Linked DNA regions of Homo sapiens: all the other regions are linked to region 1. The links are chromatin loops, found by intact Hi-C in ENCODE. Cell type or tissue: Calu3. All regions are shown on one strand. Links, peaks and the distances in the headings refer to the core of each region. The heading gives the core; the rest is flanking DNA.

Region 1 (10,986 bases), core at 2,630-7,629:
AATGTTTGACAAATCTTGTCAAAAGCCTTAAGGTGTCGGTCATGGTATTTCAGATGACCACAGTTAAAAGCTAGGTGCACACAATTACCAACCATAGTGATAGGCATTTATACATTTTGCTTTTTGACCTATTTATTTGTGAATATGGTTCATCTTCTCATAACTGTTATGCTCATGTGACTGTCATTAGTATACCTGAGTGTTTATGCTTGCAAAAATATGTTATTATTGCCTATTTTATTCTGTGAAGGGGACTATGAGTGTTTGATTGTGGGTTTATGTTTCTAAAATAAATCCCCTAATATAAATAGATGTCTTAAATTTTTTTAAATTATTTTTTCCAGAATTATGTTTTTAGAATTTTGATCTTTCGGGATTGTGATTTTGGGATTTTAGACTTAAAGATTTTGATCTTCTGGGATTTCAACATGTGAGATTTGGGCATTCGGGATTGTGTCTCTCTGGATTATGGCCCAAACTCCTTCCCTTCACCCTGTTTGTTCCCCTCATAGCATGTGGCATGAGCTTAATTCCAGGTTCTGTTATTTATTCATCTATTTATTGCCTGTTTCTGCCATTAGTCTACAAGGCCCAGAAAGGCACATGTGTCTGACTCTCAACATTGATCTCAGTGCCAAGCACAGAGCTGGGAACAGAGTAGGTGTTCAGCAAATGTTTGCCAAATAAATGAAGGAAGGAATGGAACTCTCAACCACCCCCTGGGCAACATATTTGGAAGAAGATTTTAATAAATCCATGGAATAAGGAAGTATTAAAGGCCTTTGGAAAGAGGTTAATTTGATTTTAAAAACATTCTCAGAGAAGAACCTTGGGAGAAAAAGAAACATAAATAAGCTGGTTCATGGTATTTCCTGGAAATGACTTAATGACATTGCCTATCTGACATCCAAAAGCTGTGGGAACATTGTCCCTTTTATATTCTGTCTCTTCCCAGTTGTATTTCTAACAGGATTACAATGATAAAAGTACAGAGAAAGTACCAGAAGAGTTATATTTTCAGCTATGCTAAGATTACATTTATGGACATTGAAGTGCTGTCATAGCAATGTTGACATTTTGGCTGTTTGACTACTCTTTAGTGTAAAGAAATGAGTATGAAATCTGTATATTTATTAACAGTTCTTGTAAAGATATAAGAGGATGTAAGTTATTGACCAGACTAAAGTTTATATTATAATAAACTTACTTAATAAATTTCACTTATTTAAGGTATTCCTATGCCCCACGACCATAGTTTAAGACTGGAAGTACTGAATCATAAACTCAGCTCCACAATCAGTTGAGCATAGATAGCAGTGGCTGTGGCTGTGAGCAGCTGAGACTGGGCCTGGGCCTGGTGGAGCCAGTTGCAAGTTGCTGTACTGACCTGCTGGTTGGGGAGCTGAATCCCAGCTTCAGGGATATTATTAGAATTATAGAGTTAATGTGAGCACAGACCAGGTCTACTCTTTGGGATATGGGCCAAGCATCAAGCTAGAGGAAGAACTACAGCAAATCACAGTGGCTGGGAAAGGAAGAAAATATCTTCCTTCATTCCTAGTATTTGAATATAGGTGAAGCCCACTTAGAATTCATTCATTCATTCACCCAAACCTAAACTTATATTCTTGTGAGCGTGTAGTAAGTTACTATGATGTACCAGACGTAGAATTGATGCTCAATATATAGGCAGTCCTTACTTTGCATGTGGTGCAGGACCACAAATATTACCATGCAAGCTGAAACTGCGCAAAGTAATCATCATCATAAATAGGAAAAATTATGACTGTTCCATGACCTTTAAAAACTGCCAGTGATAAATATATAGGGAAATGAAAAATGTAATAAAACTATTATTTACTTAGTGCATGATAATTGAAAACATTAGAAACACTGAGAATTAGTGTAAAACACTCATCCAAAGTAGTCTGAACAATGCCTGCTCGCCTTCTCTTATCATCATATATCTTACAACATGGAGCAAACATGTTTTCTATGTAGCAGTAAATTGTCATATTCCTTTCTAAGTATGGATCAGTTTCTAATATTTTCTCCTTTGTTCTTTGTATGTTGATGTGAAATATCTCTGAGAGTTCTTTCAAGGTGAAATGGTTGGCCGGCATCACTTTCTCTGGGACATCTTTATCCTTTTTGTCACAGCCACTTTGCTAAGTTTCTCTGACTGCATATCTAGAGTAGATGCAATGGTAAAGGATGTCAACATGCCATAATCAGTTACTTCTTCTATAACTTCACTTACATTTGATTCGAATTTGACTTCCAGGTTATCACTTTTCATTTTTTGGAGTACTTTCATCTTTTTCAGCTAATTTCCAGTTTTGATTATTCATGTTTGTAAACTGTCACATGGGTTTATTACTGGGAGACAAGGAAGCAACACAACCACTTGATTTGCTCTTTGTGTGTCAACTGAATAACAAATGCACAGTGGAAGAAGTGATGTGATCGGTTTGGAAGAAGTGATGTGATTGGTTACTGATCATGATGTGAATCTGTTAAGAAGTGATTTGTGGACCAAAGAGCAAGCAGCTCACAGTTTATAGTTCATATATCATGGTTACTGAAATTTGAACTGTGTTGTTGAAGGGCTGGTGCTATTTAACTAAATTGTGGTCATTGAAGTTCATGCATAGTGGAACTGTGTAAAGCAAAGTGTTTTACTCTGTTTTATGCTGCCATAACAGAATGCCACAGACAGAGTAATTCATAATGAAGAGACATTTACTTGGCTGATGGTTCTGGAGGGTGGGAAGTCCAAGAACATGGTCCCAGCATCTGACAAGGGCCTTTGTGCTACATTATCTTATGTAGAAGGCAGATGGGCAAGAGAGGGTGAGCACAAGAGAGCAAGAAGGAGCTCAACTTGTTTTTATAACAGACTCTCTCCCATGATAACTAACCTGCTCCAGTGATAATGATCATGACCTAATCACCTCCCATTAGGTCCCACTTGCCAGCACTGTCACATACGAGATTAAGTTTCCAACACATGAACTTTGGGGGACACATTCAATCCATAGCACAAGGACTGCTTGCACATAATAGGGATAATTTGAGAATGTCGTGGGGGTACATGATAGAGATTCCCACTAAGTCTGTGGGTCAGAGAATAAATTCTTAGAGAGATGACATATAAGTTGAGACTTGATAAATGAGTAGTAATTATCTTATTAAGGGGGAAGTGTAGGAAAGATTGTTCCAGGCAGAGGGAAGGGTATGTGTAGAGCCCCAAATGCAAGAAAGTGCATGGGACTTGGGGTGGTAGCCATGGTTGTTTCAGGCTGACTGTGGGTGACAATCCAATTCCATTATCTTGACTCCCTCCAGCCATGCAGGCTGCTGCTTTTAGTTACCAGGCAGCACTGACTGCTGTAGCTGGGGACCTCAAATGCTCTGTTTGGGACATTCACCTGAAGAAGGTGAAGTGCAGTCTACTGCCTCTTCTATACCAAGAGTCGCAGTTGGGGCAGCTGGGAAAATCACCAGGAAAATAAAACCAAATCAAACAAAATTAATTTAGAGGATAGTTTATATACATAAGATAGGGAATACTAACGATTCAGATGCAAACACTCTAAGTACAGAATGGTATAAGACAGGAAGAAAATCCCTTTCACGAGTCACAATTCAGAAGGTCAATTCAAACCTTTAAGTGATAAACCACATTTCTAGTCAAGCTGAATACAGAGTACAGTATTTTATTTGCTAAAATCTGAATGGTTACTACGAGCCACCCAGCTTAGGTAACATACCCAAAATAATCTCTATGAATTCCCACAACACTCTTATGGGATAGCCATTATTATCTCAATTGTATAAATGAGAAAACAGTGGTTAAGTCACTATAAGGTCACAGAGCTTGGATCCAAACCTAGTGCTTATTTTACAGCCTGTGCCTTTAGCAACTATACCACCAGTATATTTAATCATAACTAATAGAAACAAACACAAATATTGAGTGATTACTTTTATTTTTTATAAGATAAACAGACCAAGAGAAATGCTAGTTAAAAGCATTTATCTTTAGAGCAAGAATGCTCCATCCTTGTAGAAACATTGAGACAAAAAGAATGCATAAGAGCAGCAGTTTTAAGAAAAGTTTGGTGAAACTAAGTGAAATTCCAGGCATGAGCAATCAATTTAAGATTCTATTAGGAAAGCAAAACAATGAGATTATTTCAATTATTGAGTTAACAATGAGATTTCACCATCTACATTCTAGCCATGAGTAAGACATTTATTTGAATCAGATAAGGAGATATAATGTCATTTGAAGGAGGCCCAGTACATTTAATAACAGAGATAAATGAAACTGACAATGATCTCATACTTTATAAATCTAAACAAAGGACCAAGGTTAGACACAGGGATCCTAGTGGTTGATGAGTTAGTTAAAATGCCGCTTTTTACCCTATCTATTGGAGACCAGACAGGATTTTTGTTTTCTTCCTCTAAACAAGGAGGTTAAGAAAGAATTAATCCAATTGCATTTAAAACAAAGTGCAGGAGCAAGAAACAACCTTGAACCTTCCTTACTCAAATAGCAGCTCTGTTGGTAATTTAATCACTAACTGAGTTGTGTAACTTGCCTATGACAAATGGTAAAATACCTACAATGTGGAAATCTGCCAGAGTAATTCCTTCACAGGAATGGGAGGGAAAGGCTCAGCCAGCTCACACTCATACCCTGCCTCCCTATGCTCAGTGTCTGAAATTGCTTCTGTATTAGGAGAGAATATGGGAACTGTTCTGGATCTCAGGAGAATGTGAAGTCACTGAAATGTTTTTGAATACCCACTTCCCTTCACTCCCCTTCCCACCCTACTTGGTACTTGCTGGCATGTGGCACCATGTGAGCTACAGGCAGTGCATAATGAAGTCTAAATGTTAGCAAGGAATGGACAGGAGATCCTGTGGTGTGTGATCTGGCTTGTCCTTTCTGCCTTCCTTGCGCTAATGTTTAGTTTCAGACACGGAAATTTTGAATGGGATCAATCTGAACTGTTCCTTTCTTTGCTGATAAGTACAACTTTTCGTTCTCCAGTCTCAGCTTAAGCTTCATTGTCTCTTGGAGGCTTTCCTAAGTCACCTGAACTACATTAGGACTCCTTGGCACACACTTCCACAGCTCCCTATGCTTTCTAGTACTAAACACACTTCTTCCATCTTCTCCAGTGCATCAGAGGGTTCACTGCAACATTTCAACACCCAGTCACAATGTCTGGCATGTTGCTTGCCTTTAGTCAATGTTTGCAGAATGAATGGTTGCCTTTGTCATTTTCTTTTTAAAAAGGTATTGTAGACAAAGGCAGTGGTTCACGCCTGTAATCCCAGCGCTTTGGGAGGCTGAGGCAGGCAGATCACAAGGTCATCACAAGGTCAGGAGTTCAAGACCAGCCTGGCCAGCAGTGAAACCCCATCTCTACTAAAAATACAAAAATTAGCTGGGCATGGTGGCACACATCTGTAGTCCTAGCTACTCGGGACGCTGAGGCAAGAGAATTGGAACCCGGGAGGCGGAGGTTGCAATGAGCTGAAATTGCGCCACTGCACTCCAGCCTGGACCACAGAGTGAGACTCCATCTCAAAAAAAAAAAAAAAAAAAAAAGGTATTGTAAAATATTTAAGACAAACACAAATGTGTAAATAAAAATATTACAAACCCCCACATATTGACTACAGATTAAGAATGAAAACAATATTGATACAAGTTTAAGTCCCTACTTAGTCCTCTTTGATCACATTCTGCTCTCTAGAGGCAACTAGTGGTCTGAATTTGGTGACTACTATTTCCATGCATTTCTTAATACTTTCACTACACATATATGTAAACTTATTGTTTTGCATATTTCTATAGTTTGTACAAGCATTATACTATATGTATCCTTCTGATATTGACTTCTTTCAAACTGTGTGTGATTCATGATTCATTCATGCTGTTGTATTTAGCTAGAGGTTATTTGTTTTCACTGCTGTGTATTTCATTGTATAAATGCTTCATTATTAATCTGTTTTCTTGTTGATGGGTTATTTTCTAAATTTTTGCTATTGCAAAATATTATGAATGTCCTTGTACTTGCAACACTTTTCTTCTTTTAGGTCACATTGTGGTTTCCAATATACTAGACCTTTTCATTATTCACCTGTCAAAAGTGACCTGCACAGGATCTCTGAAAGCTGTAGGAGAGATAGGTGATAAGCAAACCTATGCTTGTATGAAAATGGGTATCATTGGATTTACAAGAAGCAGTGTGGAACAGTGACATGAACATTGATCTGGGAATTCAACAGACATGGATTCCAGTAACCACTCAACTTCTTAGCAGCCACGCTGCACTGGGAATACAATGCTTCAGTTTTCATACTGTATAACTTGAATAATAGTCTCCTATCTGCCTACCTCACAAGGTTGTAACTATGATCAAATGAAATAATATTGCTAAAAAGATTTTGAAACCTGATATATTATGCAACATTGGAACATCAACAACCAAAATGTATTACCCAAGTGTAATGTGGCAAAAGAGGTATAATAAAACAACCATACAAAAATATAAAATAATGTGTTATTGCCTTCTACATTTAAACTTGTTATTGTCTACAAGTTGTTATCCTTTATCTACATTAAATTGAGGTGTTCTAGAAATGATACTTTATTCCCAGAGGAAAGATTGGAAGAAAATCAGGCTTTTGAGAGAAATGGACTTTGGGTTTCTACTGCCTATAAAATCCTACTGAGAACATCATTGAAATGAATTGAATTGGTTCGAAAAATGGTACTTTTGCCAAGGTTCTGTCTTTAGGCTTAGGTGTACGTTGAAGTAGGAGAGTTGTAATGGTTAAAATGAGGATTTTAGAGTGCAAATGACCTGGGTGCAAATCTTGGCTCTATTTTCCTTCTCTTTAATGAGTATAATATGATAATTTAACAGGATTGTTGGGAAGATTAAATGAGCTAATGTAGGTAGAGCTGCATATTTGGCCCTTTGAATATGTGGCTCAAATCCAGGCTTAGCTGAGATTTCCCAACAGGTGAGGCAAGGTTGCTGGGGTTTTGTTCCTGTCATATGATCTCAGTTACCTCAGTTTAACTCCTTCTCACTTTAAAAAAAAGTGTTGGTACAGCCATTATGTCAGGACGTGCAGCTGTCGTATGTCTACTGATAATTTTGAATGAATGACTGAGCTAGCTATGTTCAGTGAACAAAGAATGCTGTCACTACTAAAAAGAGTTTCGGATGTGTCAAATGTTTTGCCCTGAAGTGCTGACTTCTGGTTTGGAAACTGAGAAAGAGTAGCCTGGTTAATCTGTTTGACTAACCAGCAAGGAACCAAAGAGAGGGTTTCAAAGTAGTTGAAGACTAATTTTAATCATGCAATCTTTTTCTCAAGCAAGAGCTAAGAACAGATAAGACTGAGGCCTAGTATCAGAACTCTGGGTTCCAAATAGCTATTCTTGAAGCATTTTTTTTTCTTTTGAGACAGTTTCGCTCCATCCATGTGCAATGGCACAATCTCAGCTCACTGCATCCTTTGCCTGCCAGGTTCAAGTGATTCTCCTGCCTTAGCATCCTAAGTAGCTGGGATTACAGGCAAGCGCCATGACACTTGGCTAATTTTTGTATTTTTAGTAGAGATTGGGTTTCACCATGTTGGTCAGGCTGGTCTTGAACTCCTGACCTCAGGTGATCCATTGCCTTGACCTCCCAAAGTGCTGGGATTACAGGTGTGAGCCATCGTGCACAGCCTTCCTGCATTTCTGGTACCCACATCTGCTTTACCAGAATCCTCTTGTGTTATTCTTATGGTCATAATGAGTCAAAGACCAGACTGACCTGGTGCATTTGCGCACGGATGTTTGATTTCTTGGGAACTGGCTTGCTTTGCAAGTACATATTTCTGTAAACACATTTACTATAAAGGTCTCTCCACATCTAGGAGGAGGTGAAAAAGAGTAGGAAGGAGGGACAGAACAATGTCCTCTCCATTCTAGTAATCCCGGGAGGCTTCCTGGAGGGATGTGGCTGGAAAGAATGGGTGGAGATGAGTAGATGCAATTTTGCTGTCATGAATTTCTTTTGTTGCTCTATAACCTCTACTTGTTCACTCAAGTAGGTTTATTAAGCTCCTCCTATCAAACAACATAGCATAGTGACTTGGGAACTAAATTCCTGGGTTTAAACCCCCAATTCTGCCATTTACAAGTTGCATAATCTTGGGCAAGTTTCTTTTAATCTCTCTGTACCTCAATTTCCTTATCTGTAAAATAGAAATAATAAGAATACCTGTCTCACAGGGCCACTGTGGAGATTAAGTAAATTAATTATCTGTATCTATATCTACATCTAGCTTTAAACAGTGGTGGGTCCATTGTAAGAGTTTAAAAAATTTTAGCTGTTATTATTACTTCCAGCTGTAATTGCTGCTAAAAGTAGTAGTCCTATAAAATTTTGGTAAGGACAGGGCTCTTCTGATAAGTTCATCAGTTCTTCAGGGTTAAGAAGATACTTAACAATTTTGAGGTTATTAATTTTCTTGGGTATGACAAATAGCTCCAACTTGGTAAACTGATGTCCAGAACTGGTTTGGGGGGTAAAGACTCCAAGCTATGTCTAATAGTAAAGAAAATAAATACCATTATGTACCTGCTAAATAAGCTGTTCTTTCCAAATGGAAAACATTGCAGTCATTTCAGTTTGCTACTGAGTTCAGCCAATGCCATTGGAGCAGCACAAATGGAACATAATATAAAAGTATACACACAATGTACTGTTCTAAATTCAAAGAGTGCATTTCTCTTACACAGCTATTCCCCGAAATTTTCAGAGAGATGATGCATAGAATGAGGTGGTTATTAAGCTGAAAATGAACAACAGTAAAACAGAGGAGGAATTGCAAGCACTGATAGAGTTGAAGGGAAACCATTAAATATTATAGATAACAGGAATGGAGGGGGATTGTAAGAAATCTCATTAGCCCTGTTACTTTTTGGGAAGACTAAGGCTACTATAGTTTGAAATTAATGGACAAAAATCTTTAAAGAAGCTAAAAAGAAAAAAAGATGTCCACAGATGGAAAACTTACTTGTTTGTGCAATAGCCTATTGTTTAGTAATGCTCCTAAGAAAGTGACTTTTGTGCAACCTAAATTCCTAACACTGCTAAGTCTGCCTAAATGATGCTGCTGCCACTGTAGGAAAAAAAAAATACATAACTAGTATTCTTGAGAAATGGTTGGTCCTGTTGTTACTGTTTTTGTTGTTCTACTTAGTTTAACAAAATATATTTCAAGCTTTCTGTTTATATACATTTTTGCAGAGGGGGCTTGTGCAAGGCTTAGAAGTACAGTAGAATGGAAATATTTTAATCTTCCTTAAATAATTCACAGGACACTACAGGGCCTTGGGGCTCATTAGAAAGATGATTATGACTGGGCAGGCAGATGTAGAAAGCTGAGAAGACCTGGCTTAATCTTTGTTCATACTATACATATCTTGGAAGTAATACTTTTTATGGGGTGTGGGGTGAAAAGGCAGTCAATGTCAGAGCCTTTTCTGAAGAGAGTGAAAACTGAAACAAAACAAAATAATGCAGTTCCAGAAAATTAGAAGATTGTGACACTAGTTCTAGTTCATATAATTTTTAATACTTTTATTGAGATATGTCACATACCATGAGATTACCCATTTAACATATACAATTCAATGGAAGGTTTTCATTATATTTATAGGGTGGTGCGACCATCACTACAGTCAATTTTAGAACATTTTCATCATCCCCAGAAGAAACCCTATACCCATTAGCAGCCACTCTGTATTCCTGTTACCCACTTCATGCTCCAACCTCAGGCAACCACTAATCTACTTTCTATCTCTATGGGTTTGCCTATTTAGTACAGTTCACATAAATGGAATCATACAAAATGTGATCTTTTGTGACTGGCGTTTTTCACTTAGGATGATATTTTCAAGTTTCACTGATATTGTAGGATGTGTCAGTACCTCATTTCCTTTATTGATAAGATTCCTTTATATAAATATCGCACATTTTGTTTATCTTTTCATCAGTTGATGACATTTAGGTGGTTTCTACTTTTTAGATCTTATGAATTATGCTGCTAGGAATATTCATGCATAAGTTTTGTGTGGGCAGATGTGTTTCTCTTAGGTCAATACCTAGCTGTGGAATTGCTGGGTCATATGGTAACTCTATGATTACCATTCTGAGCAACTGCCAAACTGTTCTCCAAAGTGGCTGCACCATATACTATTCCCACCAGCAATATATGAGGGTTCTAATCTCCACATCCTCGTCCAACATTTGCTATTATTTGGCTTTTTTATTATAGCTTCCCTAATGGGTATGAAGTGATACCTCATTGTTGTTTTCATTTTCATGTTCCCAACGACCAAGGATGTTGAGCGTCTTTTCATGCACTTATTGGCCATTTATGTATCTTCTGTGGAGAAATGTCTACTAAAATTCTTTGCCAAGTTTTGAATTGTGCTATTTTTAATTGTTGAGTTATAAAAGCTCTTTATGTATTCTAGATACAAGTTCTTTGTCAGATATACATGATTTGCAAGTATTTTTCCATTTTGAGGGTTTTAAAATATCAATTTCTTGTTAGTGCCCCTTGAGGCATAACCATTTTCAACTTTGATGATGTTCAATTTGTTTCTTTATTTTTAAATTGTTGTGCTTTTGGTGCCATATGTAAGAAACCATTGCTTAAGCCAATGTTACAAAGATATACACCTATGTTTTCTTGTAAGAGTTTCAGAGTTTTAGGTCTTAAGTTTAGGTCTATGATATATTTTTGAGTTAATTTTGTGTATGCTGTAAGAAAGGGTCAACTTCACTGTTTTGCATGTAGATATCCAGTTTTTCTAGCATCATTTGTCGAAAAGACTATCTTACTCCGTTAGCTCATATAATTTAAAAAGCCATAGGGAAATATTTAAAA
Region 2 (10,986 bases), core at 3,896-8,895, 130 kb after region 1:
GGTTGCGATTTCTGGGCTGAAAATTTTAGAAGCAGCTGTGCATTAAATTTTATTTTATTTGCTTGAAGTAGTTCCTCAAAAAGTCTACTCTTTCAACTAGATTTGTATTTAACTTAAAGCTAGGCTTCACTTAAAATTACCTCTTTTACCTTGCTGTGCAGGCACAGATAGAAATGCAATTTCACTAGTTCTGCAGGTAATCAACCATTATCTACAAGATGATACTCCCATGGACTGTGCACACCTCAGCTCCTCTACCTACAAAGCACACCTGCTGAAAGACTTCCAATCCAGCACATGTAGGCACTTCATAAACATTTGTTGAATGCGACCATTTAAAAAATAAGTCTGATTCTCTTTTGAAAAAGGGGGAGAAGGAAGCATAACTTCCAGCTCTGTGTGTCAAAGGAACTTTTAAGAAATTCTATTAGCTAAATCAATAGTGGTGACTTCCTGTCAGAGCAGGAGGTAAGAGACATTTCCCAGCAGTGACAACATATTTGGTTTGGTCAGATTTTTTTCTACAGTGTCACAATGAAGTAATCCGTAAACAATGCATCACATTTCCACCTCAACCGGAACAATATTCGAGCTCTCAGGTGTTAGAAAAAGCCTCTGTCAGTGACAAGTTAATCAGTTTAAGATAGTTCAAAAGTGTCCTTCGAGTGCTTAGTTTCTTCAAGTGCTTTAAAGTGCTTTAGAAACAAGTTACAGTTGGTGGAAAGTGGTTTCCTTTTTCTCCTTAATCCTTAGCCATCAACTGTGAAACTCAAGGCCTCAACAGGCCATTTGTTTTAAGATCGTGATTTCAGATTTTAGTTTTTAAACCAAATTCTATATTTCTATGATCGTCTATGTTAGGTCACTTCTTTTCATGCCTCTTCTAAAAAAACATGAACGTGGGGCTCTCAGACAGGCTGTGCTCTCGTGAATGGTCCTGCCAAGCCTGGACCATGTGGTATGTGATCTCATTCTTATTCATGTTTTGTGATCCTCGCTCACTATCAAAGTCAAAATTCCTGGTGCTATACATTCTGGCTCATTTCTTATCTTCTTATGAAAGAAATAGAGCATATATATATTTGCTTCCTCAAGTCTCCTGGACATTTCAACTCTTTTCAAAGAACAGCTACTATAGTGTGAGTTTTATGCAGGAAATGCCTAGTGGATGTGCTCCGCATCTTTGATCATCATGTCTTCCTCAATTTACTGTGGGAAGAGGCATGTTTATTTCCACATTTTCTGCTTATTTCTTACTCGACCTGCACTAAAATTAATGTGGTCTCCCCAGTCCAGTTTTGACCTTTCTATATGCATTTAGGAGGGAAAATACCTAACCAATCCAAAGTATTAGCAATTAGTTATAAGCAAGCCTGCTTTATTTGGGGGAGATTTTGAGATTTGTGAGAATATTTCACATAAGATTTTTTTTTAAAAAAACATGCCTTAAGTGAATCTGTTGCATGAAATGTTTAACCAAATCATCTTTCATTGTTCACAACCCTCTAGTAGCTTCCCTTTGTACTTAGAACTTAATTAAAACTTTGTGCCAATGGCTCCCAAGTCCTTACACGATCGGGTTTATTTTTCTAACAACTTTGAGGAAACACTGACATAGAATAACCTGCACATATTTCAAGTATACAAATATAATCAGTTTTGACATGTATTTCTACCCATGGAACCATCGACACAATCAAGATAATGAGTTAAAAAAATCAATTTCTCCCTTAAATTTTGTTACGTTGCTTTTTAATGCATGTCTCACTTCACCTCCATCCCCAAGCAACCAATGATTTGCTTTTTGTCCCTATATATTAGATTGCATTTTCTAGAATTTTATATAAGTACTTGTACTCTTTTTTGCCTGCCTTCTTTGACTCAGTGTGGTTTTGAAATTCATCCATGTTGTTGCATGTATTGATTATTTATTCCTTTTTACTTTTTATTAACTTATCATTAATATGGATATAATGCGAATATACCACACTTTGTTTATCCGTCTACCTATCAATGGACATTTGAATTGCTTTCAGTTTTTGGCTATTACAAACAAAGCTTACTTAAAAACTCTTTTTTTAAAAAAAAAGGAAACTAAGAAAAAAGTAAATTACTACTGAAAATGGAAAACAAGTTTTATTGCCACGAATAGAAGCTAACCATAGAAATAAGCAGAAAATCAATAAGAGAATTGTATTACTTAAAATCATTGCAAGTACCGCCAATGGCACATAAATGCTTCCGAATGCTTTGGGAAACCCTGTTCCTGCAGGACCCCAATGGGCTTCTCTCAGTCCCAGCCCCAGCCCCAGCCCCAGCTGAAAGCTATGGAAGCAAGTCAGAGCAGGTTGTGATAAAGATGGCAGGTATACGGACCCACTAGTCAAGAAAAGAGCCAGTTACAAAGTTGGACTTGCACCCTCCCCAGTCACAAACGAATCATGGCATAGCATTGAGAAGTTATATTCTGTGGTGCATAGTTAAAAATAGTTAACCTATCAGAGGGTAAGACAGAATGTGGTGCTGTAATGTTAACAGATGCTATTTGGTCATTTACTTGTTAAGTAAAAAAAATGATCAGTGACTCTCACCTGTGTGCTAAGCACTAGGGGTACAAGGGTGAGCAATATGGATATGGTGCCTGTTGCTCATGAGCTTATTTAGGGACTTAAGAGAAGAGACTGATAATGCAACAAGCTTTAAAGTGGGATAAGCACTGTAATATGCAGTCGCCTTGTGGTCTGAAATCTCAAAGCAGAGTACTTGCTGTGCCTAGATGGGTGTTTTAGGGAAAAACTCTCTTAAACTGTGTTTTCCCTTTACTCTCTCACCATCACAACAATCATCAACACAGAAGAAGATTTCTGTGTCCAAAAGTGTAGGAGTTTTTCCCACACACCAAGCAGTGGACACCAGTTCTAACACTATCTATCTGGAGATAGTGTCAGATCCCACAGTTTGGGGGCTCAGTCCCCAAGAGTGCCGCCCGTACCCTCAGACCCAAGTCCAAGCCTCCAGAACTTCTGACCAACCAGCTTCAAGTTGGGATTCCCATGACACCTCTTTGGGTTCAATTAATTTGCTGGAGTGGCTCACAGAACTCAGGGAAACACATTTAGTGGTTTATTATAGAGGATTTTATACAGGATACAGATGAAGAGATGCACAGGGTGAGGCATGGGAGGAGTGGTACCGAAATTCTGTGTCCTCCCTGGGAACACACCTTCTAGGAATCTTCATGGGTTCAGCTGTCCAGAAACTCTCAAAACCCTGTCCTTCAGGGTTTTTGTGGAGGTCTCATTACATAGGCATGATTGGCAACTGTGTAGAGATGTCATTGGACAAAAACTACATGATTTAAACCCAGCAAGGCCTGTCTGTTCAGACTTTTCTTGGCCTCTGTGTAGCATGCCTTCCTCTAGGGTATGAGGCAGGACTCTCTCTGGAATGAGAGTCTTTTGACCCATGATCAGACTAGAGTCCTGCCATGAGCAAGTGAAAGAAGGACAGGCGAAGGTCAGAGAGAGAGAGACTCTGTCTCCTGAGGACTAAAGTGCCCCAACATTATAAGGAGGACTATTGGAGTTATAAGCCAGAAACTATGGATGAAAACATTTTTATATATATAACACCACAAGGGGTCACAATATTTAAATGGTTACCCAAAAGGTAATTAGTGTCAGACAGAGGAAGTGGAAGATGTGGGGAATAGGACAGAGGGGCAGGTTCTGGGAAGAGGCACAGATAATTGGAGAAGTCTAGAAGTTGGGTTGCGATCTCACCTCAGCACAGACGAGGCATGATCAATGTGGTAAAGAATCCATGCCAGTGTTTTCCTCTTACGCTCTTTATCACATCACTGAGTAATTTCTCCCTGCCCAGGTGGTAACTAGGTGATATAAATGCTGGTAGACTGGTGGTCTACAATGATTCTGGGAAGAAACTGTATTTGATTTATGACTTGTAAATATTAAATGGTTTATTTTGTAAAGCTAATATCAAGTTATTCTTTTAAAATGAGTCTGGTCCTTGCAAAACCAACCAGTTAGTGACTTATTGAAGCCAGTGGAGGTGGTGATGAAATAAGTGAAGGAAAAGCTCAGAAGCTCAGACCTAGAAAGCTGGAGAGATCAAAGCTATGATGGCGAGGAGCAGTTAACATCAGAAGAGACAGGGGAATTATAGCAGACTCTTATGCCATCTACCCAACCTTCATTCTTTCCTTCTTCCTGGTTAACAAAATGCCAGTTGTATGCAGGGATCCACATTCCTTCTCAAATCCAGGGACTTCAGAGGAGAATGACTGCATCCCTGGCTTGGAGTTGGGTCTGATTGATCTAAGTCAAAAACAGCAACCTCCTTCTACTTGCCAATGACTGGTCTAGCATGAGCATGTGTCACACTTCTGGTCACAGAGATATCAGGTGAAGTCTGCTGGGGGAGCTCCTGGCAAAGGTTTTCCTTATCTTAAAAGGGGTCCCAACAAAGACTTGGTTTCTTTTTTCTCTGGAGGCTGTTGTTGTCATTGACTATGACTCCTAAACTGCTGCAACCACCTTGTGACTATGGGTAGGGAAGACAGCCAGGGAACAATTGAGGGATGGCAGGACACAGAGATGAATTGTTTATAGGCTTATCAAAGAGGAGAGTGCATCTGCTAATTGTAAAATTATTATTATATTCAGAGTTCAGTCTTCTAGACCTAAATACCCCCAAATCTCAAATAAATAAGATTTGTTAACACTGACAAATATAAAGTTTTACTTTTAAGGTTACAAAATTAATTGTAGCAGGATTCAGTAGAAATCTGATTTCCTCACTGTTAAAAAAAAAAGACCAAAGAACTGACAGAATACCCAAAAATATATTATTAAGGTTATTTGTAAAAGTATAGTGCCCAGCCTAGTGGAATCCCATAGTACTCAGTATTGCTTCCATGTCTGGGATGTGGCATGGGAACCCTCTTTCAAAGGAATATTGATGATTAGAGGTTATCCTGGGAAGAAGAACCAGGATGGCTAAGATTTACAGGTCCTCATGTGCAGGCCCTCACTAGAGGCAAGCAGGCTGTTTAACTTGGAGGAGAGAAGAGTTAGGGAGGGCACGTTTACTGTCTTTAAATCCCTAACGAGGAGCCAACTTCATCTGGGTGGGTCCAGAGGGCCAAACCAGAACCAAAAGAGGAAATGTCAGAGACACTGAGATCAGTCCAATGTAAGAAAAAACTTTGACCTTATAATAATTATATCTGTGCAACAATAGAAATGACTGGATCTTGAAATAGTGAGTTGTCATTAGAAGTGTTCCAACAGAGGATGAATAACCTGTGTGGACATAAAACTCACTCAACACTTATTGCACATCTACTAAATGGCAGATGATTAGTGGGGAGTAGAAAGATTAATGTGATGTAATCCCTGATCACAGGGTGTTGGAAGTCTACAGTGGGTAGATGACAGGTAAACAGCTATTTATTCTGTGTGGTAAGTGATATTGTAGAGTTTGTGCAAACTTTTATGGAGACATTAATTCTGCTTTGGATAATCAGAAAGTATTGTGAGGAAGTTATATTTACTGAGACTTGAATAATGATCTGGAGTTTATATTGCTGGGAAATAAACTATCAATGCAGGGGAAATTCAGTGAATTGTAAAATCTAAGAAAAAAGAAGAGAAAGAAAAAGAAAAGAAAAGAAATAAAATAAAATAAAATAAAAACAGAAAGGAAGGGAGACAGAAAGTAAGACAGAAAGAAAGAAGAAAGAAAGCAAGAAAGCACAAAAGCAAGCAAGCAAGAAAGAACAAAGAAGTGGTTGCCTTATCTGGATGGCTGGTGGCTATGACTCAAGGCTCACTAGATGAAGTGGAGAGAGTAAATAAAGCCAGAGATCTTTAAAAGTCCCAGGCAGAGGCATGGAACTGGATCCAGAAGGAAAACGTCAAAGAGCATACAAGGGCGGTCCTTCCCCTGGTTTGCTTTTTTTGTGGAGAGTCAGCCACCTTTGATGCAGTTGTTCACACACTTCCAGTGGCCTGTGAAATCCCTCAGGAGCAGGGGGAGCTTATGATCTAGTTTGATGGTAGGACTTTACTGTGAAGCTTGAATCCCCCCAGATTTGCTTAGAAATATAACTGGGAGGCTGGGCGCGGTGGCTCATGCCTGTAATCCCAGCACTTAGGGAGGCCAAGGTGGGTGGATCACCTGAGGTCGGTAGTTCGAGGCCAGCCTGACCAACATGGAGAAACCCCATCTCTACTAAAAATACAAAATTAACCAGGCATGTTGGTGCGTGCTTGTAATCTCAGCTACTCGGGAGGCTGAGGCAGGAGAATCGCTTGAACCCGGAAGGCAGAGGCTGTGGTGAGCCGAGACTGCACCACTGTGCTCCAGCCTGGGCAACAAGAGCGAAACTCCATCTCCAAAAAAAAAAAAGAAAAAAGAAAGAAAAGAAATATAACTGGGAAAGATGGATGAGTTTTGGAAAAGAGGTCAGTTTTGTTTTGTTTTTCCCAAAGGGTGTGGTGAACTGAAGTAGCCAGAGGGACAAGAAGCAGGAGAGTGAATAATCATCCCTAACGCTCTGCAACATATGAGAAGAGGGGAAGCAAACCACTCACACTGACAACTCCTTTCTTTAGCTCCAATCCAGACTCAACAAAAAAGGACTTATTTGACAAAGATACATGGCACTTGATGGCAAGCAGTGGCAGTATGATAAACTGGTAAAGCAGTCCAAGACTTAAGGCCTAAGCTTTTGCTTCTGGGCTATGTGACCTTGGATGAATTACCTCACCTCTCTGAGCTTCAATAGTCTGCAAAATTTGCAAAATGAGGTACAAGTATTGATCACTCAGAGAAGCTGTGGGGATGACACAGGATAATGTTATATAGCTCTATTAGTGTGCTAGCACAGTTCTAGCCATGTAGCAGGGAGTCGTGAATTATAACCATTGTTATTATTTTATTCTTAGGAATAATACAAGTTAAAAAAGGAATTAATAGTTAGGGCTTATTGGACTTTGGGGGACAATTGATTCAACAAATTTGAGCACCTACCCTGTTCAAGGCACTCATTTTGTGCTGGGAAAACAGCACAGAAAGTCATTTCTTCCTTCAGAGAATTACATTCTATATGAGAGATACAGACAAGAAAATAAACAAACATAGATAAAGAGAAGAGCTATAAAGAAATTTAAAAAAGAACACAGGGGTCACACTATGCTTGTGCTGTGAATAAGAACATTGGCTGAACCTGCAATATTTGGGGAAGGATGTCAATTCCTGAAGGCTGACATGAGGTCTACATTGAATGTCAGACTGACTCAGTGACTTTATATCCCATATAGTCACACTTTTATGTCTTAATGAAGTCAGGTTTCAGACAAATTGGTTCATTCATTTCCGAGGACCCCCATACTTCTTTCGGTCTTGGATAAGTTGAATTACTCATTCACTAAGTATTTTGGCAGAACCTTCAACTGATGCGTATTTTTAGCGCTGGGTTCATGTGTAAAAAAAAAAATACATTTGGAGGGGCCGAATGAATAATGGAAGAGGAAAATAAAATAGCAAACTGTGTTTTTCAAACGTCAGCTTGGTAGTAATGGAGCAGAAAGTATTGGGTGATTCATAGCATATGTGAGGCTAAAAACAAACATAAGCAAAATACCAAATTGTTCAAAGTCTCACAGGGAGGGTGCCAATCATGAAAGAGCTCGAACTGACAAAAAGAGTGAGAAGGGCCAGCATAGGGGGTGTGGGGAGACAGAGACAGACATTGACATAAAATAGTAAGATTCAAGAAGAATGTTCTGTTTGAATGTGATGACCAAAAGCATATTTTTGGGAGAGTTTAGAAGAATGTCTCTCCAGAGCCCAGACGTAGCCTCTGAGTAAACAAGGAAATCGTGGCCTATATCTTTGAATTTATAGTTTGACCCTGAAAATGTGCACTTTGGTCAGCAAAATGTTAAGAGGAATTTTCAACAACAGAAGTAGCTGATAATCATGATTGTAAAAACACTTAGCGTTTCCATATAAATGTCTTCAAAGAAGAGAGTGAGCTTTTAATAACAACTCCATATTGTGAAGTCAAGGCTGTTAATGGCATATACTTTACACACAAACGACTTTAATACAATTTATGCCATCACCTTGAAACCCGTTCTAGGAAATATCTCCAAGATTTAGTTTAGATTCTTCTCTGTTATCCAGAGCTGAGCCCCTGATTCAAGCAAGCTTATCATTTATTTTTTTCTGTAGTCTCTTAAGCCTCAAATCTACCATTTATTTTTAGTTTGTGATGTTTCCTGTCTCTGAATGTCATTTTGCCAATCTCCCTCCTGGCTTCCCTCTACTCTTTGACGTTTAGCTCAAATGTCTCTCCTTCAGTGAACTTCTTAAGCAGAGTCACTCATAACTTGATCTGGTTTCCTGCAGCATTTTATACACATCTTTATAATTCCTTTGTTAATCATTCTCATGCCTATTGTTTATTTTTTGTCCTTTAGGTGCCAGGCACTGTATTAAGCATATTACCTAAATTCTTTACTTTAATACTTGCTATTGCTTTATGAGATAGATATCATTATTATTCTCATTCATGATTGAGGTTAAGTAAGTTGCTTCATTTCATCCACCTAATAAGAGATAGCATCTGACTTCTTACTCGAGAACACATACTCTCAAGTACATGCTATGTGGCCTCTCATATCACCATACTGTTTGCTTTTGCTGGTGTTGCAAGTTTATTTGTGTTCACATCTATCTCCCTCTTTACATAAAATACATGTACAGGTCTTGCCTAGGTTGGAGGGATAGATGAAATACAGGGCTGGTCAGGAGTCTATTTACTGGTTCTGTCCATGATGCAGGAGACAAAGTTGTTAGCGTAGTCAAGGTTGATTACTGGGAGGTTACTTGAAGGAAAATGCCTTAGACCGGTGGTCCCCAAAGTTTTTGGCACAACGGACCAGTTTTGTGGAAGACAATTTTTCCATGAACCAAGGAGGAGGGGTTTGTTTTGTGATGATTCAAGCACATTACATTTATTGTGCATTTTATTTCTATTATTACTACATTGTAATATATAATGAAATAATTATACAACTCACCATAATGTAGAATCAGTGGGAGACTTGGATTTGTTTTCCTCCAACTAGTCGGTCCCATCTGGGGGTGATGGGAGGAGTGACAGATTGTCAGGCATTAGGTTCTGATAAGGAGTACACAACCAAGATTCCTCGCATGTGCAGTTCACAATAGGAACTCTTCCTCCTATGGGAATCTAATGCCGCCTCTCATCTGACAGGAGGCAGAGCACAGGTGGTAATGTGAGTGATGGGGAGCGGCTGTAAACACAGATGAAGCTTTGCTTGCTCACCTGCTGCTCACCTCCTGCTGTGCAGCATGGTTCCTAACAGGCCATGGACCAGTACCAGTCTGTGGCCCAGGGACTGGGGACCCCTGCCATAGACAAAATTGGTAACAAGAGTCAAAAATCAGAAATGAAGAAAACAATTCAGGACAATGGAAGTTACATAGGAATCAAAGGTTAAGAAAGATCTTGTTCAGACAAAATTTTAATTGGACACAATATTTACACACACAGAAGAAAGGGCATTCTTTTTCACTTGGTATATACTATGCATGGCCAAGTGTTATAAACTTCTTGGATGTACTAACCATATAAATCTCAAAATAAGTTTCTAGACTCTCCTGGTATATCAGTTCCTTCTCATTTGGGACATATGCACATTTCTATTGCAATTCTTACTGCTTAGTATTGTTTAAGAGACAATCATGCCTTGTGGGGCTCAGATCTTTTCAAGAACATTGGGTATATCTTATCCATCTTTGTGGTCCAATGTCTAACAACTAGTGAGCTATAAAAGGTGGGCCAGTATGTAAATAAAATTGAAACAAACAAGAATGTTTTCTATAGCATTTGTAAAATAATTGGCTATATATTTTTTAAAAACCCTCAAAATTCATGTTTTCTATAAATAAAACACACAGTACTTTTTTTTTGTAAGTTTAAGTTCTGGGATACATGTGCAGAACGTGCAGGTTTGTTACATAGCTATACATGTGCCATGGTGGTTTGCTGCACCTGTCAACCAGTCATTTAGGTTTTAAGCCCTGCATGCATTAGTTGTTTGTCCTAATGCTCTCCATCTTCTTGCCCCCCACCCTCTGACAGGCCCCGGTGAACACACAGTACTTTTCTAGGGAGTTAAAGATTCATTCAACAACTGGGACATTTAGACAATTGAAGAGAATTTCAGAGATAATGGATCATAACTATGTTTTTCCTCTCCCTTCTTTCTTCTGGAAAGGTAGAAATATGTATCCTTTTACTGACTCCCTTGATAACTTCCCACCAAGGCCATGACATTTAGAAGGTAGTATTTATTGTAGAATTGTAAGAAATGGACATAGTTTTCATCCCTTAAATATGTTTTCTGACTACTAAAAACAGTACCTAGTGGTTGAGAAAACAATTGACCATTTATTTATGTATTTCTTCATTCATGCAATGAAAACATAGTTAAAGCCTTTTGTATGCAAGTCTTTAAGCTAGCTACCAGGAATATAATTATGAGCCAAAATAGACATGGTCTTTGCTCTCCTGCTGTTTATTATCAAATGAGGGTCATCAAGTAATTAACTAAAATTATACCTTGCAAAGGGTTTCAAAGAGAGCTATATGGTGCTATGAGAACAAATAATAGGGGAAAGAGAAGCACAATATAAGCCAAACATGGAGATGTTGGAGTAGGTAGATCTTGCTGGGTATAACATCATGTTAAGGATTCTGGTATTTACCCCAAGAGCCACAATACGTTGTAGGCACTGAGTTAATGAAATTAGATGGTGCTTTCAAAAGACTACTTTGTTTATAGTGTAGAGAATAGGACGCAGGGAACAAGAGGAAAGTAAGACACTAATTAGATGGTTTAGATGTTGGTCTAAGTGAGAGTAGAT
Region 3 (10,986 bases), core at 2,141-7,140, 160 kb after region 1:
GCTGGGGCTATTTTTAAGTGAGGCTGAGTAACTTACTCAAGTTTACTCAGTTATTAAGTGGTAAACTCTGACTCCCAGACCTTTATCCATCAGTCATTTGCATATAACTTGCATAATTTTTGCCATTCTGCATACCATTTGTACAATTATTTACAAAATATTTTTTAAATTGACATATTTTTCTTTACATATACACAGCCAAAAAGGAAACTAAATATTACTGTCATACATGAAAAACTGATATTATTTGCCACAAAAAGAAGGTAACCATATAAATAAATACAGTGAAATGTTGTTCTCTGCAGCCTGGGACTGGCTCCACTCTGATGTGCAGACTGATTTTAAAATGGTTCTCCTTGTAACTTCCATTACCCCATGGAGTCTACCACATAGATTATCTTGTGTACCCTCTGTGGCTTGGGTCCCACACTTTAGGCTTTATTTAATACCATTCAATGTGGCTTCACATAGGTGAGGATATTATGGATCATGGATCTCTGATGGAATGGAAGTAAATTACAGTCATGCCCTGGCAAACACACTACTGCAAATAACTAGATAAGAAAACACACATAAATAAGAATTTAATGAATAAATGGGTTGATTGTATTTTTTGGCAATACATTTTGACGATGTTTAGTTTTCCAGTGAGAGAGTTTTTTTATAGCTATATATAAAATAATATATGTGTGTATGTGGGATATATATAATTATACATACATATGCAACACATATATATGTATCATTCTGTTTATATTGGGAAGGCTTATGCTGTGCATATGCCTCCCGAAGATTATGTATGCCTAAACTAAAACAGTCCTATAAATTATACTTGCATAGGCTATAGTCTTGATTTATGTATAAGAGGTCAATTCATAAGCAATTATAAATGGAATGTCAATCATAGTCATTATCTGGCTGAGCAATGAACATTTATTAACTAGTATGAAAAATTCCTCTTGGTAGTTTTCGGCTGGCATGTATGTGGATGGAAGGTTAAGAGTGTTAAATCAATTTCACAAGCAATGAGAAGCCTATAATTTAAATGTCTTTATTCAATTGAGTATTGTAGGAACTTTGGTCTAAAAACATGAAGCTCTGTAGGTCAGGATCCAAAGTCTTTGGATATTAAAAAAGTTCAAAACCTTCATTTTTATGAGAAAAATTTCCTATTTAAAAGGCAACATGATTTGGTAGAAATATAAGTGATTTTTGAGTCAGAGAGACCTAAGTGAAAATCCCAATTTTTAACCTACAAGCCAGGTGACCTTATCTATGCATTTGGTCCCTTGTTTAGCAAGTGAGGGTAGTAGCTCCTTTATCAGAGGATTTTTGTAAGATTAAACAAAAAAATTAAAAATGATTAAGCCTAGTGCTTGGCTGATCATATCACGGTTTTATTTATTCAGGGGCCAAACGCTAAGTGCTAGGTGCTAGGGACACAGCAGTAAATAAGGCAGATATGATTCTCCCCTCAAATAAGCCAGATTAAGAAGATCATATTATGTGTCATGAAAGCAATTGGGAAATAAATCCAATGAGAGAGACAGTAAGTGGTGGGCACAGTAGCTAGCAATAGTTTCTCTGAGGAAGCAGCATTTAATCTGAGAACTGACAGTTGAGATTGAGCAAGATGTGGGGAGAATCAGGAGATGGCATTTTAGGGGCAGGGAGGGGTCTTGGGCAGGCCATTACTGGAGTCTGGGTAGAGATGACAGTGAATTGGGTTAGGGAGGTAACAGGGCAGATTTATCTGAATCTTGCGATAACTATTATAAACTCCCTTTCTCCTAAAATAAACAGAGAATTAATATCATTGAACAATTTCCACTAAGTATAAATTAAAATGAAGAAAGCAAAAACGCTTCTTGATATAAAACACAGGTTCTTAAGATCTTGGAGCCTCTTGGCCTTCTTTTCTATGAATTATTTTTCTTCCTGACCAGGCCCTTGCATCAGATATGTTTCTATGACAAATGGAGCTGCTTTGGATTTGATTATTATTTTCGTTTAGTATTGCTTGTCCAGATTCTTGGTAATAAAACTTTTCAGAGCTAATATTAAAAAAAAAAGATTGAATGTTCTCTTCTTCCCTTATGGGATACTCTCACTCAACTGACTCATAGGTAAACATATTGAATCAGAGAAATTAATTGCTGTATTGTGGTGTCTTTGCCATGGGGAAGTGCAGTTCTTGAGTGGCTTGCTGAGCAGCCATGAAAATTGTTAAGTGAAAGGTATGAGACAGAGAGGCCAATGGAGAAAACAACTCTGTTTGCACCCTTTTCTCTAGGTTCTTTCTAATGCTGGCTTAATTTGGGGAAAGATCAATGAAAAAGCAAACCCTTGGTTTGGTTGCCAGAGAAAGGGTGGTGAAGGTGTTCTCTCTGTGGGAACACTATTGGGTGTCCATGCATTTGAAAGGACAGGTAACTTATACCATCAGTCATTAGTTTCCTTCCACTCTTGTATTTTTGGGGTTCCAGCCTGTGGACCACCTTCTTTTCTAGTTGCCTTTCACTTGCCTTGGAGTATTGATCTCCAACACCCTGCTAGACATACTGGTCTTGGATTGTTATTTAATTTCAGAAAACCAGTTCTCAGTGATGAGAGCAAAGTCTTTCCTCTTGCAGGCATGATAAGGTAAGAATTGCTTGCTTTTTAATAGCTCTAGTTGCCTTGGAATGGATTTCAAAGCAACACTGGAGGGTAACCACTGGTCTGAAATAGCCCACCCCAGCCCTCCCAACCTCCTTCCCTACTTTGGTATATTTATATAGTTGTAGGTATAAGGGCATTTGTTCATACCTCAGCATTGCATTGTTCATTTTTTTCAGATGATTGGAACACCTGGAGTATAAGTGGAGTAAAGAGTACAGAAGAAATGCCTCTGGCGGAAAGTACGAGCTTCCCATAATGATCTACAATGAGTTTGGTAGAACTTCTTCCCTTTTGTCCAAATGCCTTGGACCTGCTTTAATATGCTGCTAAGTGTTCCTTTATTTCATTGTGAGGGTAGATGATGTGCCTTTGCACGTCCGTGTGCACACTCAGCATCCTCCTAAGTGCCTGGTGCCCAGTGGGTGCTCAATACATGCTTGTTGAATAAAAGAATATGACAAGTCCAAAATGTATTTTCCAACTTACTTTCTGTAGTCTTCTGTGCCTCAGATGCTAAATAGGTTGAAAAGGCATAGATTTGTTTTGTAGAACTAAAAAGACATTTTTAAAGGTTCAATATGGAATCATTAAACAAGTTCTAGTTATTCTATATTAAAAATATCTTTAAATAATACATTTTTGGATTCCAGGCATCTGAGTTTAAAACTAATTGCAAATAATCCCCATTTTCTTTAAGCTAATCCATTGTATATCTGGGTTAAAAAAATACAGAGAAATGATTTTGTTGACAAAAGACTTGGCCACTTTTCATAATGAGATTACCAGAGATAACAAAGAATGTATTTCTTAAAATCTATTTTAAAAATGCATTTTCAGTAAGCAGAGACTGTTTTTTTCTCCCCTTTGCTCATTCTTTTTCTAATGGTTGTTTCCTTCTCTCTCTCTTTTTTTTTTTTCTGAGATGGAGTCTTGCTCTGTCACCCAAGCTGGAGTGCAGTGGTGTGATCTCTGTTCACTGCAACCTCTGCCTCCTGGGTTCAAGCAATTCTCCTGCCTCAGCCTCCCAAGTAGCTGGGATTACAGGTGTATGCCACCACGCCCAGCTAATTTTTGTATTTTTAGTAGAGATGGGGTTTCACCATGTTGGTCAGGCTGGTCTTGAACTCCTGACCTCATGATCCACCCACCTCGGCCTCCCAAAGTGCTGGGATTACAGGAGTGAACCACCACACCCAGACTCCTTCTTTTATCAGTATCATCTGTTGAACTCCTACTGACTCTCAAAAGCCCAGTTCAAGTGTTTTCTCTTTTATGGAGGTGTTGTTGTTCTTCCTCCTCTCCACTGCCAGGCTGAACAAACCCCTCCCTTCTCTGCACTTTGAACAAACACATCATACTGCAACAGCTTGTATATTTTCCAATTTCCGCTCCAGACCAGGGGTCAGAAACTGTGGAGTCCTAATTAGGGAAAAGGAGTCAGGCTGGTGGGACCAGGAGAAAGGAAAAAGAGAAAGCAGATAAGCCATAAATTTGCCTTTCTCCATGATCCAGGACACGCAGCCCTCCTGTGCCCATCTTATCACCAGACATCTGCAAGTTAGCTCACTGCAACCTTGGCATTATCAGTACTGCACAAAGCCCTCTTCAGCATACACCATAAACACAATTCAATAAAATCTCCAGCAAGCCTCTGTTTCCTTGCAGTCAGCTCCTCTTCTGCTGATTTGCCCATTGCCATCTCACAACGTATTTTCATACTTTCTCTAATAAATCTGCCTTTCTTTATGTACAACTGTCTTAGGAAATTCTTTTACCCATGTGCCACTGGCCTAGACAGTCGTTGCTCCCCCGTGACAGAAGTGATGGCCCACAAGCCAAATCCAGCCTGTTGTCTTGTTTTGGGGAGAGGGGAGTCGGTGAATTAAGAATGGCTTTTACATTTTTAAATGATTGGAAAAAAAAGGAGAATGAGATTTCATGACATGTTAAAAACACTACAAGATTCAATTCTGTATCATCTGTAGTTACTTTTGTGCTATAATGGCAGAGTTGAGTTGTTGTGACAGAGACCATACGTGGACTGCGAAGCATAAGACAGTTACTGTCTGACCCTTTATAGAAAAAAACTGTGCTAACATCTGCTCTGTGGGCAGGGATCATTGTATTGTGGTCATGTAGCATGTAACATTTATTGTTACCATATGCTGAGCATTGTGCTAAATAATTCATGTGCTTTATCTTATTTAATCCCCAAGAACTCTATGAGGTAGGTGCTACTATTATTTCTGCTTACAGATGAGGAAACTGAGGCACAGAGCTGTTGAGAACCTCTCCTAAAGTTTCTAGAGTAGCAATTTGTAGATTTTTGATTCAAATCAAGCTCTTCTTGCCTCCAGTCAAGGCTCATGGCTACCACTCTATTTAGCCCCAATATTGTCCCCACCAATCACTGTTACCCAGGTGCTGAGGGCAGTACCTGGCAATGCTTGTGAAATAAATTAGTTACATTTCCTCCCTATTGTCCCCAGCTGTATTCCTGTGTTTAGGGGGAGAGACGTGGTTTCCTTCCCAAGTCAAACATAGGCCTCCATTACTTTTGCTGGGTAGAATGAGGGCCATAGCTCATAGATGGATTAATTAATCTATTAATGGTATATAGTGGACATATCTCATGAGCTAGGGTCTGTGCCTGGGCTGAAATGTAGATGTGGAGAAGCTCGAAGTCTAGAGATACATCCTTGAATATTTGAAGGAGGAGGCAGAAAGCTCTCTATGGATCCTGGGAGTCTGACTCTGGTAGGGTAGTTGAGTAGCAGACATGAGATTTCAGACAGTTCACATAGTGGCTTCATGTCAAATATTCTTCCCCTGTTTTCACATGAGAGACCTTATTAGTTTTATTTATGGTTTAAAAAATCTAACAGCTTTACTGAAGTATAATGATTATATAAAAACTGTTTATACTTAATGTATAGAATCTGATGGTTTTGAACACATGCATATACCTGTGAAAGAATCACCACAATCAAAGAAGGAAACATATCCATCACCTCCAAAAGTTTCTTCCTGTCCCTTCCCTGCTTTTGTGGAAAGAACCCCTAACTTGAGATCTGCATGTTCAAGTGCACAATACAATAGTGTGAACTATAGGCACTGTGCTGTACAGCAGGTCTCTAGAACCTCTTCATCTTGTATAAATGAAACTTTATACTCATTGTTCAATGGGTATTGATGTTTTAAGGATTTTCCCCTTAAGAGGAAGATTTAGTGATGAGTCCAGATGGCACAGTGGCTGCTGATGAAACAGTGAGGACTTTCTACTTTCTCCACAACTTCCTGCTCTTATGCTCAGGGGGGAAAGGGCAGATGGACACTCCTCGGTCCCCTGTCACTACTTGGGTATTTACTGCAACACTTGATTATGGGGATTTCTCTAACGACGAGATGTAGCATGAGGGCCAGTGGGACCGGGCTAGGAAAGGGTGGGGACATCCACTGATTAGTTATATGACCTTAAAACTTAAAATACTTCCTGTGTTTTAGTTTCTTGTGAAATGGGGATAATAATAACTACCTTGTAGGCTTGTGAGGACTAAATGGGATACATAAAAGGATCTTAGCACAGTCCCTTTGGCATTATAAGTTCTCAAATATCCGCTGCTACTGCTACTCAGGCAGCCGTTACTCCCACCATGGTTACTACAGTATCATTTTTATTAGATTCCAGAAATTGAGCCATGAAAAGAGCAGGAAATGTCAGGATAGGAACATGTGCTGAGTGTTGGAAGAACGTGCTGACCAGTAATGAATCATTATAGAAGTTTCATAGCGTGCTATTGGCTGGAATGTTCTTCCAGGCAAAATATTATCCAGAGATCCCTACCTGAGACCTTTCTGGGCTCCAGCTTATAGGAATCTGGTCAAAAATCAAGTCATTGTGCTTGAAGAATAACATACTTTCTTTCACTTAGTCCTCTCCACTATATTATAAAGTGGGTTGTTTTTGTTCATTTGAAGAAACTGATCCAACACTGGTCTGTTGCTGGCCTGTGATCACTCGGCCAGCGAGTGGCAGTCAGGATACAGGTGGTTCCCTCTCCAAAGTTCAGGCTGTTAGCTATTATGAACTCTCTTTACTACACAATATCAAGTCAAGGGTGATAGGGACTTCCTTGTATACTTTAGATTTAAAATAAAGCAAAATTATTTAGGAAGGCAGAACATACCACTTTTAGGCAAGAAAATGCCTAATCAAGAATATGAAAGAACCTGTTTTGTTTCTCTTTCTGTCCCCTCTGCAAGTAAAAGGAAAAGTAAGGTTCTACTCTTGGGTTTTTCTTCTGTATTTTACATCCCAACCTGAGGCAGAGCGAGGAACCCGGGAGAGCTATGCAAGGGTGATGCCTAAGAGATTTGTCTAAGAAGAAGCTAACAGGACTAGCAATAAGGAACATAGATAATAATGACTACTAATAATTTAATCGTAATATGCTTTTCCTTGAGTATTTACTATGTGCCAGACATTGTGCTAAATATTTTACATGTATCAGCTGATTTCATTCCTCTAACTACCCCAAGAGGCAGGCATTAATACCTCCATTTTGCAGCTGAGAAAACAGGATCAGAGAGGTTGAGAATCCTGCCCATGGTTGCATGGCTGCCTTGGGGTGGACACAGATGCGCTGAGTCCACAGCAGAGGCTCACAAGCAATGGCAATAGATATTTAGAGGCCAGGTCTGAAGGCAGTGGAGTGGTGCTCCGTCCTGCCTCTTATTGGAGTTGTTTTCATAGAGTAGGTAAAAGAAATAAGGTTACTTAATCAGACCTGAAACTTCTGGATAAATAGAGTCATGGGGTTCTCCAGCTGAAATAATCTGGCCAATGGTTCTTAAATCTGAGCATGAGCTCAAGAATTTGCATGTTATATTAATTTCTTGGTCAGAGCTACCTAATTTGTGGGACCCAGAGCTTGCACACACACACACACAAACACGCACACACACATACATGCACACACACACACCCACATGTGCGCACGCGTGCACACACACACACTCTGAAGATGCGGGTCCCTTATTCAAAAAGCAGGAAAAGTTTTCATTAAATAAGATAATAAAAGATAAAAACTGTTTCCTATTTTCCATGATCTCTTTCAACCAGTCATGACATTTTTATTTGTTTTTGTTTAATGTCCTAAGAAAAAAATAGTAAATTATTAACAAGAATTGTATTATTCATCTGTAGATTATACAACGTCAATTTTCAAGAGCATTTAACTTGTCTGAGGAGTCACTGAAAGTATGCAATTCATCCTTAATAGCTCGTACATACAGATGTATTCCATTCTTAATGGAAGAGTAGAGCTGTGCCATATAACTGATTCTGCTGTTTTTGTTTCACTCCTTGATGTGGACACATTCCAGAAAAGTTGGCTTCCATTCATTTACTGATGGGTAAGGAAATACTGACAGGACGAGGAACCATAAGTTGCCTTAGTCAAGGATTAAGGATTTCCTTCTTTGAGTGTAAGCAGTGGCTAATACACAAGTTAGAAAGAATATGATAGGCTTCTTTGGTGGTTCATGTTTCTTAGAATGCTTTCTTTTTGGGTTCAAGCAAAGTTCTGGTTCAAATGAAAAATGTGACTTCTCTGGGCTGTCAGTAACCCCTCCAGTTCCCTTTCTGCCCCCGTTTATTCAGTTATTGAAGTGACACGCTTACTTTATACTCTGAATCTCATGCATATGGGGCCACTGAAATTCTGTGCTCATGGGCCGTTGTAAATGTTATCTGTAAATGGGGCAGCAAGAACTGCAGGTACACATATTGCATATATCTCTGCTCACACTCATTCACCATGTGTCCCATGAATGTCCCAGTATCTCATTGAACTTTACCTACCAATATCAAGTTACAGGAATTTCAATGTGGTTATAGCATTGAACCAACTATGAGGCCCTTGTGGATGTCAGGGCCTTGTGTTCAGGTGATGATGATGCCACTGGTCTGGGGACCACATTATAAGAATCCTTGATTTAGATAATTTCCATAATTTTCCTGTTCACTTTGAATGTATAGATTCAAAAACAGGCAACATTTTGCTTATTATCCCAACAACAAAGGCTTTCAAAGTTTTTCCAAAAGAATCGGATTGCTTCCCAAACAAATGACTCCTACAAAATAACATTCTAATGAGTTAAAGGGCAGGAAAATAAGAAACATCTAAATTGAATTTGTTCAAAAATACATACAGTTTCCCAAAAGTAAAGGCCTGAGGCGAAATTGGAATCATGTTTTACTGAACCCAAAAGTTTGGAAAAATGCTGGAATATACTTAGCTGGACTCAAGATGCCTGAAAGCATTCCCTATTTCTAGAATTTCGTTTTGGCAGGTTAGCTTCTGACCTGAGCTTGTTCCACCAAAGGGTACAGGATTTCAATAGCACAGAAGAGAGGCTATTTCCAGAGTTAAGATTCTTATTTCTCGTTAATTTTCTCCTACTTTTTTAGGTTAATATAATTAGCTCAAGCTATTTCTGTCTTCTTAGCAAGGAAGAATTTCCCTCTTCTTCACCCACATTTATTTTTTCTTCTTTGGTATGATCCAAGGATAAAATTGGCAAATTCCAAAGCAAACTCCCTGAGTTCTGAGGCTTATCCCTTCACCTTGACAGAATATTTTCACTCTCAGCAAATGTGAACTTTTGTTGCAGATTTGAAGCAGTTTCTGTGCAAGACTGGAGCTCACACATGAAGCCAACTCTGAGGAAGTACAAAGTGTTGTCCCCAATCCTCGTAATATCCAGGTACATCACACATCTTTCAAATCCTGTCATCTGGTCCAGCTAAGGACTAGGGAGATCTAATCAGAGGTTTTTGACTTGTTTTAAGCTTATGGGTATGAAGCATTAGCAGATTTACACTTGACCAAGTTGTTTCCTCTTCTGTGGGAAAATGTTTTTCCCTCCTCTCCTTCTGTCCTTTCGGCTTTTGTCTGATTTTGCAAACACACTGCTTTCACCTCTTTTCTGATACTGTTTCCTTCCATTCTTAGGGCTCCAGTCAAGAAAATGAATGCATGATTCCTCATTCTATGGTCTTAAGTAAATATTATAGTTTTCATTGTTATGGGGTTTTTATACTTCAGTGGTTTGGAATTGACCTGAACTAAGAGGCACAAACAGCTTTGCTACTAAATTTGTGTGACCTTATGTGAACTTGGGTAATTTGCAACATTTCTGAACTTCACTTTTATTATGAATTGCACAGGAATACCATCACCTATCTGAAAACAAATGTTCTCAAACACTGGGTTATGTATTAAAATGAAGATTTCATACCCTACTCTCAGAGTTTGATTTAGTATGTGTACCAGAGACATTTGCTATTCACTAAACAGGCAAGGACTGTTTGGCAAGGCCAAGGGCTATGAGGAAAAGTGACTTCATGTAACCATTTTTCCAAAGCATTTTAGAGCTGCTACTTGATGATCTCAGCGTTCTTTTCCATTTGCCATGTGTTCCAGTTGCATACTAACAGGATGGAAACAGCCTGGATCCCTGAATCACTACTTGGAAGGGAGGTGTCATAGAAAGTCATTAGACCTATGGTGGACTTTGAGTAAAGAATGAGCTTTTAAATACTAATAAACAGATATTTGAGGGGTGAGCTTGTTTCTGTAGCATAAACTAGCTAATGACAAAACCAGCATATGATGCCACATATGGGTGTTGCTGTGTTAGGCTGTTCTTGCATTACTATAAAGAATTACCTGAGACTGTGTAATTTATTGAGTTTTAATTGGCTCATAGTTCTATAGGCTACACAAACATGGTGCCAACATCTGCTACGCTTCTGGTGAGGCTTCAGGAAGCTTACAGTCATGGTGAAGCAGGAGCAGGCATATCACATGGTGAGAACAGGAGGAAGAGAGAGAGGGTGGGGAGGTCCCAGACTTTTAAACAAGATCTCATGTGAAATAACTGAGCAAGAACTCACTCATCGCCAAGGGGATGGCACTAAGCCCTTCATGAGGGATCCATCCCCATGATCCAATGTCTCCCCACCAGGCCCCAGCTCCAACATTGGGAATCACATTTTGACATGAGATTTGGAGGAGGAAAACATCCAAACTGTATCGGCTACCATAACAAAGCCCCATTGTATGTGGCTTAGCAGTCAGGTGACAGGCAGAGGAAATTGGTAATGGAGACTAAAAACGTGGAGCTGATGCTAGTCAGTAGAAAAAAAATGTAGGAACTCTCACCTGTGATAATTTAGAAAAGGAACCACATGAGTACTGAGATGGCAGCTCAAGGGGAGTGTTTTAGAAGATATAAAGTAGTAGTATGGTTTGGCCACTA

What was found. Peaks named below come from ENCODE experiments on the same cell type or tissue, not always from the same donor. Only the 100,000 strongest peaks of a DNase experiment are listed, where the experiment ranks them.
Region 2: it touches region 1 in a loop (2.3-fold over the local background); 2 of 110 quality-filtered maps call a loop at or near these places.
Region 3: a loop joins it to region 1, with 1.9 times the contacts of the local background. A loop is called at or near these places in 3 of 110 quality-filtered maps.

The regions. Positions count from the first base shown.
Region 1 is chr5:143,502,769-143,513,754 of GRCh38, forward strand. No RefSeq gene overlaps it. Among named protein-coding and RNA genes, the nearest start is that of NR3C1, 100 kb to the left of the region's middle. RefSeq lists an enhancer at 4,456-4,750. In Calu3, for the core only: no CTCF peak of the experiment used is centred there; a DNase peak (open chromatin) is centred at 4,713.
Region 2 is chr5:143,629,514-143,640,499 of GRCh38, forward strand. No RefSeq gene overlaps it. Among named protein-coding and RNA genes, the nearest start is that of MIR5197, 45 kb to the right of the region's middle. In Calu3, for the core only: no CTCF peak of the experiment used is centred there; a DNase peak (open chromatin) is centred at 5,888.
Region 3 is chr5:143,660,058-143,671,043 of GRCh38, forward strand. LOC105378210 (a long non-coding RNA gene) reads left to right here and starts at 2,836. Exons shown (of 3, transcript XR_944377.3): 1 at 2,836-2,900; 2 at 9,337-9,429. In Calu3, for the core only: no CTCF peak of the experiment used is centred there; no DNase peak of the experiment used is centred there.